Regions from separate parts of the Mus musculus genome. Here region 2 is linked to region 1. The links are chromatin loops, found by intact Hi-C in ENCODE. Cell type or tissue: left cerebral cortex. All regions are shown on one strand. Each heading gives the region's core, and the rest is flanking DNA. Links, peaks and the distances in the headings are about the cores only.

Region 1 (5,356 bases), core at 815-4,814:
TGGAGTCGGGCTATACTGCTCTCCAGTCTCCCTCCCTCCCTCCCTCCCTCCCTCCCTCCCTCCCTCCCTCCCTCCCTCCCTCCCTCTCTCCTTCCCTCCTTCCTTTCTTCCTTCCTTCCTTTCTTTCTCCACTAGTAGGTGTTAGGAACATGTAACACAGTTCTTTTTCTTTTTTTCTTTTTCCTTTTCCTTTTCCTTTCCCTTTCCCTTTCCCTTTCCCTTTCCCTTTCCCTTTCCCTTTCCCTTTCCCCTTTCCTTTCCTTTCCTTTCCTTTCCTTTCCTTTCCTTTCCTTTCCTTTCCTTTCCTTTCCTTTCCTTTCCTTTTTTCTTTTTTTCTTTTTTTTTTGGACACAGTTCTTTAAGACCGTAAAATGTGTGTTTGCTTTGGATTGGAGTTTCTTCTAGGTTCAAAGCTGAGAGGAAGGGAGGAGAGAAGAGGGAATTAACAGAAGAATGTGCAACATGCTAGGTCTAATCTCCTTCTCTCATTCATCCTGGGACACAGGGCAGCCAAGCATTATATGATAAGGTTATAGCTTCAGAGGGCCATGGTCTACTACATGACTTATTTCCTTTCAACACTGCTCATCTTTCTCTGGGATGCTCTGTTTACCCCCATCTTCTGTGGAAGATCATAGAGGGTTTGCAGATGCAGGAGGCATGATATCCTGTCCTCACCAAAACCTTAGTGAATCCAATAGAGGCAGGAAGAGGAAATCTCTTCTGATGTGGACATCTGCCATTCATTTCAAGAGATATAGCAGTAGAGTCTTCTGAAGACCCTGTTGAGATGGGCACGGGGGTCATCATGGAGACAAAGTAGAGGGTGAAGATGAAGGGACATGCCCTGATGGGGGAAAACAGCTAGGTCTAGGGAGTGGAGTGGGTAGTTCTGAATTCTCCCACATCTGCAGGGGGGAAAAAGAGTCAGCAGATATGGAAAGGCAAAGGTGAAGGGCTAGTATTGAGTACTAAACCTGCATTCAATGTGGGAAAAGAAGGCATGAGGGCTTATGAGGTAGAGGTGGGACCAGGAAGCAAGAGGCTAGGGTATTGCTCTGTCTTTGTTAGGGTTTTACTGCTGTGAACAGACACCATGACCAAGGCAAGTCTTATAAAGGACAACATTTAATTGGGGTTGGCTTACAGGTTTGGAGGTTCAGTCCATTATCCTCAAGGCAGGAACATGGCAGCATTGAGGCAGGTTCAGTGCAGGAGGAGCTGAGAATTCTACATCTTCATCTGAAGGCTGCTATCAGACTACTGGCTTCTAGGCAGCTAGGATGAGGGTCTTAAAGCCTACACTCACGTGACACACCTACTTCAACAGGGCCACACCTTCTAATTGTGCCACTCTCTGGTCCTAGCATATACATGCATATAGGAACATCACATGCTCCCTCCTACACAGACTCTTCTATGCCTACCCCCTCCCCCAACACTCACTTTTCTCCACCACATGCAACTATAGCCTTTTTTATTCTCTGTAGCACACACAGAAGAACCATCCATTGCTCACCAAATTTGTGCTCAAGGTGCTGCCTTGACCACATTCAAACCTTTCTGATGATCACCAGCAACTAGAAATAATGTTTTCCAACAGTTCCGCAGGGAGCACACACCCCTTCAACACTTCCTTCAAATAAAGAGAAAAGGCTTCTCAGAGCCTCCCCAATGTGAATAATGCCCTATGTACAGAGATACCTGACAGCTAGTTCAGATTCCTACAACCACTAAAGAAATAGTGATCTCCATGAGATTTCAGCAGCTCTTAGCTTAGTAGACAAGCACGTGTTCTGTAGTTTGAATGCATCTATGCAGATCCACACCGCCGGCTAGTCAAAGGGAAATATGGTAGTTCATTCCTCACAGGCTTTGTCTATGAGTCAAGGGTCAGGAAGTACTTACCAGAGTAAGCACTCAACAAATGTCAGTCATCATTGTGTGCTCTCTCCCCCCTCTCTCTCTGCACCCTCTTCATTCTGTCCTCCCTCTTCTCATTACTCTTTCTTTCCTTCATCCCTCCTCCTCCCCTTTCTCCCATTCTTCTGCTCTTTTCTTTGTTTCTCATCTCCCTTTCATCATCTTCCTGTCTCACCTTCCCTCCTGAGCACTGCTTTCAACTATCTACTCCACACCATGGCATTGTAGACAAACCAGCACTTCTCAGACTCTAGTGTGCCTGCGAATGATATAACGGCCTTGTTAAAATTCAGACACTGACTCAAAAGCTCTGGGGTGGAGGCTGAGATTGCATTTCCAGCGTTGTCTGCAGCAAGTCAGCAGGCACTTGGAGACATGAGTACCATGTTAATTTTCTTAGTATTTCCAGGAACAAAGTGACCTTGAGAGCATTCAAATGTAGTAACTTTTCTTCCAGAACCCTCTTAGGTAGCAAGTTGCCCTCAGGAAATGTAGTCCCCTACTTCAGCCTGTAAGGTCCTTTGCTACTTCTCTGAAATCCAGGCATTTGTCATCCCAGCATGGGGCTCCTTATTGTATGGAGTTTGTATTTAACATGTTGACATTCAAGTACAGACACCTACACAAAACCAGACCTGGGTGTTAACTGAGGGCTGTGGACAACAGAGAGAAGACTCCAGAGTCTATTTTAAATTCTGTACAGAACTGAGGTCCAAATGACGACTGAAATGTTGAGGGTGAACACACGCTCCAGATGTCACGCAGCCTTCACATGTCTTAACAGTCATCTCTCTCTCCACATAAATACACACGCCCACAGGGTGTAGGATGTTGCAGCATATCGTCAAGTATTCATAGCTAAGTATTTTACTCCGTAGTGAAACAACCCTGGGCTGTGATGTGAACCCATCTGGGACATGAACATTCAGAAGGCTGGCTGCTCTCAACCATTGTGCCTGTCATGTAAGCAACATATTTATCTAATCTGGCTGCATTTTGTGAGATTACAGGCCCTGCTCTATTACATCTTTACATATGCAAGAAGAAGATAATTATTTGCTATGGAAACATTGACATCACAGTCACATGAATTTGGGTGGGCCTTAGGCTATACAAAATAGTTCACCCCACAGTGTGCAAGTTGTTATTGTGTTTAGGCGGCACCAGCTGTGTGGGTCACCCCTCACACTCGTGGTTTGGATTACATAGTCTGGAAGGCTGTGGTGGTTCACTTAGGAGAAAATGTTTAAGTAGCAGGGACATCTTGTGACAAATGTATGGGCCCAAATGGGAACAGTGAGAACAGAGCAGAGAAGTAACCTACGATGATTTTCGCATTAAAAAAAAGAAAACGTTGTTAATTTTCTTCTTGCATTTGTAAATGTGAGGTATTTATGCATGTGTATATTTATGTTCATCTGTGTGTGCAAGCATACTTGTGTATGTGTGGGGAGGCCCACAGTTAACACTGGCTGCCTTCCTCCATCATTCCCCATCTTGCTGAACTTGAAGCTTGCTGTATTAGAAACTCTTGCCAGCCTACTAGGGATTCCCATCTCACAAGGTAAGATTACAGGCACGCCACGGTGCCCACCTGGCTAGTACATGTGGCAGTAGAGATCTGAGCTCTAAGCCCACACTCCCACAGCAAACCCTTTACCCATTGAACCATTTCCACAGCCCTGATCCTAACAGCTGATTTTATGTAGTGAGATAAGTAATCAAATGTTACAGTTATTCCATAAAGGGCTATGCCTGAGAGAAGAGCACGGTTTCTGCCAGCTAGACATCATTCTGAATGTTAACTTCTGGAAAATGGGGTGGGGGGTGCATTACCTAAAATCCTTGTAGTTGAATGGGGCTGAAGTCATAGTTACCATAGGAAGCCAATGGAACTAGGAGAGAGTGCTTGGGCCTGGTTTGTGGGTAGGGGAGATGAAGCAGGACTGCCCAACGATACACCTACCTATCTGTTGTGTGTAATTTTTGGAAACACACTTCCCCTTGCCTGGTCTCCTTGCCCCGTACTGTGGCCCCTCATGACTTAGCTCCAAGATCACACAGATGTTGGCTCCACTTCCATTCTGCCTGTTCCTCCTGAGAATGCCCAGGGCCACTGCTTGCCACCAACTGGCCAACCTGCAGCTGGCCCTGCCATCGCCAGTGACCACTGATATCCTTTCTGTCTCCCAGCCTTCTCCTGAGAATCTGAGCCTTGCTGCTCCTTCCACTGCAATCTATGTTGCTGTGCTGGAGCCTAATGCAGGCAAAGTGTCAGGTAGCCAAACTGGAGTCTTTGCTGTGGGCCAGGCTTCGACCTTCTCAAGTGTCTTTAGCTCTCTCCTGCCTCATCACTGGGAGAACTCAGTAGGATATCCTCGAGCTAAAACCCAGACACATATAAGGGTCCCCCTCACCCCCAAACTTTGGGATTCCAGGGAAAGAAAGCTACATTCATGCTCAGGTTTTCCTGTGCACCCGCCCTGGCATTTCTCACTCTCGTTACTAAAAGCACCTCTGGCTCTGGTGATTTCTGCTTCAGGTGAGCAAATCCGGACTGTGAGTCTCTCTTTCTTTGTTTCTCCAGATTTTGGTGTGGCACATTACCCTGTTCACAAGTCTTTGTTGTGTATAAGAGGTCATTGATTTTCTGTGTACATTTTGCTTGTTAAAAAGACAGAAATGGCAACATCCAAACTTACACATTGGAGAAGAAGGGAGAAAATCTGTAATATTTTTTCCCCCCTGAATTTATAAATGAGGAAGCCAGTGGGTCTCAGAGACCAGCAGAGGTGCATTCAAGTTACCCAACTTACACAATGGCTGAACGAAAAGTAGCTCCTCCAACTTCACACTCACAGCTCACTCTAATTAGCACATAAACCACAGGGGTTTCTTTTCCTTTCATTCTCAGAAGTTTTTGGATAGTGCTGGGAAACAGAGTCTGCTGACTTCTGGAATTTCTTTATTAAGTGCTGTCAGAAGCTGCAGTTTCTTCTGGCTGAAGGCAAACTAATTTGGCTCTCAGTTCAAAATATCAAATAACCAAAGCTATTTCTTTTATGTAATTTTTAGTTACCCTGATTTTTAGGTTCTGTAGTATAGTAAAGTATCCAAGGATGTTTTTGTTATTGATTTTTTAAAAAATTTAAACAATTTTTTTATTAGATATTTTCTTTGTTTAGATTTTAAATGATATCCCAAAAGTCCCCGATACCCTCCCCCCACCCTGCTCCCCAACCCACCCACTCCTGCTTCTTGGCCCTGGCATTCCCCTGTACTGGGGAATATAATCTCTGCAAGACCAAGGACCTCTCCCAATGATGGCCAACTAGGCCATCTTCTACATATGCAGCTAGAGACACGAGCTCTGGGTGCATATGTAGTTAGTTCATATTGTTGTTCCTCCTGTAGGGTTAGAGATTTTAAAGAC
Region 2 (4,000 bases), core at 1-4,000, 62 kb after region 1:
GAGGTGCTCTTCATGTCCACGATGACCTCGGTCTGTGCCACAGCCAGCTGCTCCTGTGGGCAGATCACCTCTTCCATTTCTATCTCCTCCTCATACACACATGGCCTCTCAGGCTGTTCTTGGCAGTCTGGATTCGGGTGGGAATGAGGCTGTGTCTTGGTGATTTCATTGTATAGCATCTCCAGCTTCTGGGCACTCAGATGCTGTGGGCTGGAGGAAGAAGTATTGTTCAGATGTTCGTGGGAGTCATTTTGGCTAACCTCCTGGTACTTATTCTCGTAAGATTTGTTGGAGCTCGTTTCTGACAGCGCCTTCCTGGCCCACTTCCACCGGCTTGGAGACAGGTGATTATCATCTACTGAGTCCTTGGTATTGGCTGACTCTCCAGCCTTCTCCACAGCCACGTCTATCAGTTCCATACTTCTAGCAAAGGCATCCTTTAAGTTCATAGAAACGATGCTGCCATTTCTTTTGGCTCTTTCAAGAGCCTCTCTCCTTTTAATAGCTTTCTCCTGGCGTTTTTGCTCCTTATAGAACTCAGAGAAATTGTTCACAATGATGGGTATAGGAAGGGCAATAACCAGGACTCCTGCAATGCAGCAGAGACCACCCACAATTTTTCCTAACAGTGTTTTAGGGTAAATGTCACCGTAGCCCACAGTGGTCATGGTGATGGTAGCCCACCAAAATGATGCAGGGATACTGGTGAATTTGGTAGCATCTTCATCTTTCTCAGCAAAAAACACCAAGCTGGAAAATATCATTATCCCCATGGCCAGAAATAATATTAATAAACCTAACTCATTGTAACTTCGCCTGAGTGTGAAGCCCAGAGACTGCAGGCCCGTTGAGTGTCTGGCGAGTTTCAGTATCCTGAGGATACGCATGATTCTGAAGATCTGGACCACTCGTCTAACATTCTGGAACTGCAGCACACTTTTGTTAGACTCGGTGAGGAAGATGGTTACATAGTATGGCAAGATGGCCAGAAGGTCAATGACATTCAGCGGGCCTTTAAAGAATTTCCATTTATTCGGTGAGGACAGGAATCGTAAAAGATACTCCATGGTAAACCAGGCAATGCACACAGCCTCTACGTGTGCCAACTTCCGGTTGTCACTGGGTTGCCCAAACTCGTCGTTTTCTTGCAGCTCTGGAAGTGTGTTGAGAGACAGAGCAATGGTGGAAAGAACGATGAACAGGATAGACACGATGGCCAGGATCTGGAAAGGAGAAGGAGGTCCATGTTAGCAAAGCTTCTTTGTTGCTCTGGCAACCACACATGCTTTGGTGGTTCTTTGAATGATAGAGAACACGCTTAGTTTTTCCAGAAAGGCTTTACAAAGGTCTTTATAACCTAGAGTTCCCTAAGGATTACAAATACTTTATCACTTTATGAGCAATTTTGTTAAACAACCTCATGCACATTTAGATTTTGGTAATTTGGCAGAACCTGAGTTCTCCTTACTCACCACTGTCTGAAGTGTGGGTTACTGCCAATTGGATGAAGGCTCCATATGGTTGCCATACCTTTTTGGGGGTAATCATCTGGTATCTCTTGGTAGCTCAATCTTCTTTTCATAGTTACCCAGTTTGTGTTGCTTGAGTGAATTATCTTACACGGTATATATGGTTTTTATAGCTGTGCACACCAATGCAGAACTCAAATATGAAGGAGTAGCCAGGCAGGATGCCTTCTAAGAGCAAACACTTCTCATTGGTCAGCATTGATTTGAGAAGCAATCGGGGATAGTTTTTGTCTGGAATACAGATTTCTGCTCAACATCACATGGGGGAAGAAGATCACACACTAACTTCATTCAGGAAGACTTTTTCATGAAGACTCTGAAGAACAGACATGTCAGTGAAAGGACAGACAGACACCCCAGGCTGAGGGAAGGGTAACACAAGGAGAAAAAAGAGGCCAGCATCATAAAGAAGCCAGAAGAGGATCTAGTGACTGAATTTTGGAGTCTGCTGCCCAAGCTCTGACATTGGCTATTTCGTTTACTGTGAGACCTTGGCTAAATTATGTGACCTTTCTGTGTCTTGTTACAAATATGTTGAATGTGTGCAATGGTCATGACTACTTCATGGTTGTGGTAACAATTGCATAGATGCAGACATTGCTCAACAGATAAAAGATATTCAGATTGTTGACCCAGGACTTCAACGTAGTGACACAAAGGTCCAGAAAGGGTATTTGGCAAATCTGTAAATCCATACAAAATATAGGTAGTTTCCTGATTCTAACTTAATATTCTAGATTATGGGAAGGCATAGCAGGAAGATTAAAGTTAGAGAGCAATGTGGGGATGTACCCATGCTTAGAAAAATTGGTACATTTGGAGCACATAGCTCTAGGAGTAGGAAACACTCTGCTTAGTTTGGGCCAACTGGCTTTCTCTGATATTTATCTATGTCCCTACGTGGATGAACGTCCAGCAGGAAGTAGTAACCCCTTGAGCTAATGCCCTTTAACTTTGGCAGGCATCATTAGTAACAGGTTTTGTATTTAGCTCTGAGAAAAATAACCGATCAGTGATTGTTTTACATAGACACCCAGCATCTAGTTAACATTTTCAAGCACAGTGATTTGTCTTGAGGCCATAGCTCAATGCTTATTAAACTGTAAAATAAAAATTCATTTGTATTAGGACTTTGGACTTCTATTCTGCCTCTTGGTATGTATACATATGTGTATGTGTGTGTGTAAAGGTACCTATGTGCTATGATAGTGCCTTTTTATCTTTATGCTTTTTTGTCTTTCCCCTAGAACCAGGAAATGTATTGTTGTTTCTTTTCTTTTTTTTTTTTTAAAGATTTATTTATTTATTATATGTAAGTACACTGTAGCTGTCTTCAGACACTCCAGAAGAGGGAGTCAGATCTTGTTACAGATGGTTGTGAGCCACCATGTGGTTGCTGGGATTTGAACTCCGGACCTTCGGAAGAGCAGTCGGGTGCTCTTACCCACTGAGCCATCTCACCAGCCCCGTATTGTTGTTTCTTGAATGTACTTCAGAATTCCCTTTTATTAAAGTTAGGCCAGTTGGCCTGGAGATATGGCTCAGTGGTTAAGAACATGTCTGTTCTTGTTCAGGACCTGAGTTTGGCTCTCAGCTCTCATGTCAGGTGTTCCCACTGCCTCTACCTCCAGTTCCAGCTCCAGCTCCAGGGGATCTGACACACCCTTCTGGCTTTTGTGGGCATCCCCCTACACAGATACACACATAAATAAAATGAATCCAGAGGGGGTGGATGATGCCAAGAAACAACTGGGCCGATGCGTGCATGTTCTCACAGAGAATGGAGCAGCACAGCATCTGCACAGGCTCAAGCCAGGTGGGGCCCCAGCACTGAGAGAGGAAAGAGGCATCAGTTCTCATCCCTAACTGTACTGGCTAGTTTTGTGTCAACTTGACACAGCTGGAGTTATCACAGAGAGAGGAGCTTCAGTTGAGGAAATGCCTCCATGAGATCCAGCTGTGGAGTATTTTCTCAATTAGTGATCAAGGGGGAAAGGCCCCTTGTGGGTGGGGCCATCTCTGGTCTGGTAATCTTGGTTCTATAAGACAGCAGGCTGAGCAAGCCAGGGGAAGCAAGCCAGTAAAGAACATTTCCTCCATGGCCTCTACATCAGCTCTTGCTTTCTTATCTGCTTGAGTTCCAGTCCTGACTTCCTTGGTGATGAACAACAATATGAAAGTGTAAGCTGAATAAACCCTCCCTCCACCCCCCAATTTTCTTCTTGGTCATGATGTTTTGTCCAGGAACAGAAACCCTGTCTAAGACAAATTGGTACCAGCATAGTGGGGTATTCCTGTGACATTTTGACCATGTTTTGGGGAGGACTGTGGAAGGACTTTGGAACTTTGGGCCAGAAGATCCATTCGGTGTTAAGAGCTCTGGCAAATGTTGTGTAGGAGCTTGGTTGAGAACAGTGCAGAAGATGGAGGCCTGGCTTGTGAAATTTCAGAGGGAAGATTAAAGACTTTTT

What was found. Peaks named below come from ENCODE experiments on the same cell type or tissue, not always from the same donor. Only the 100,000 strongest peaks of a DNase experiment are listed, where the experiment ranks them.
Region 2: a loop joins it to region 1, with 2.1 times the contacts of the local background. A loop is called at or near these places in 2 of 42 quality-filtered maps.

Annotation. Positions count from the first base shown.
Region 1 is chr1:15,767,937-15,773,292 of GRCm38, reverse strand. No RefSeq gene overlaps it. Among named protein-coding and RNA genes, the nearest start is that of Gm25168, 13 kb to the right of the region's middle. In left cerebral cortex, for the core only: no CTCF peak of the experiment used is centred there; DNase peaks (open chromatin) are centred at 2,268 and 2,715.
Region 2 is chr1:15,706,708-15,710,707 of GRCm38, reverse strand. Kcnb2 (potassium voltage gated channel, Shab-related subfamily, member 2) reads right to left here. Exons shown (of 3, transcript NM_001098528.3): 3 at 1-1,223. Among named protein-coding and RNA genes, the nearest start is that of Gm25168, 49 kb to the left of the region's middle. In left cerebral cortex, for the core only: no CTCF peak of the experiment used is centred there; DNase peaks (open chromatin) are centred at 240 and 1,538; H3K27ac peaks cover 508 bases.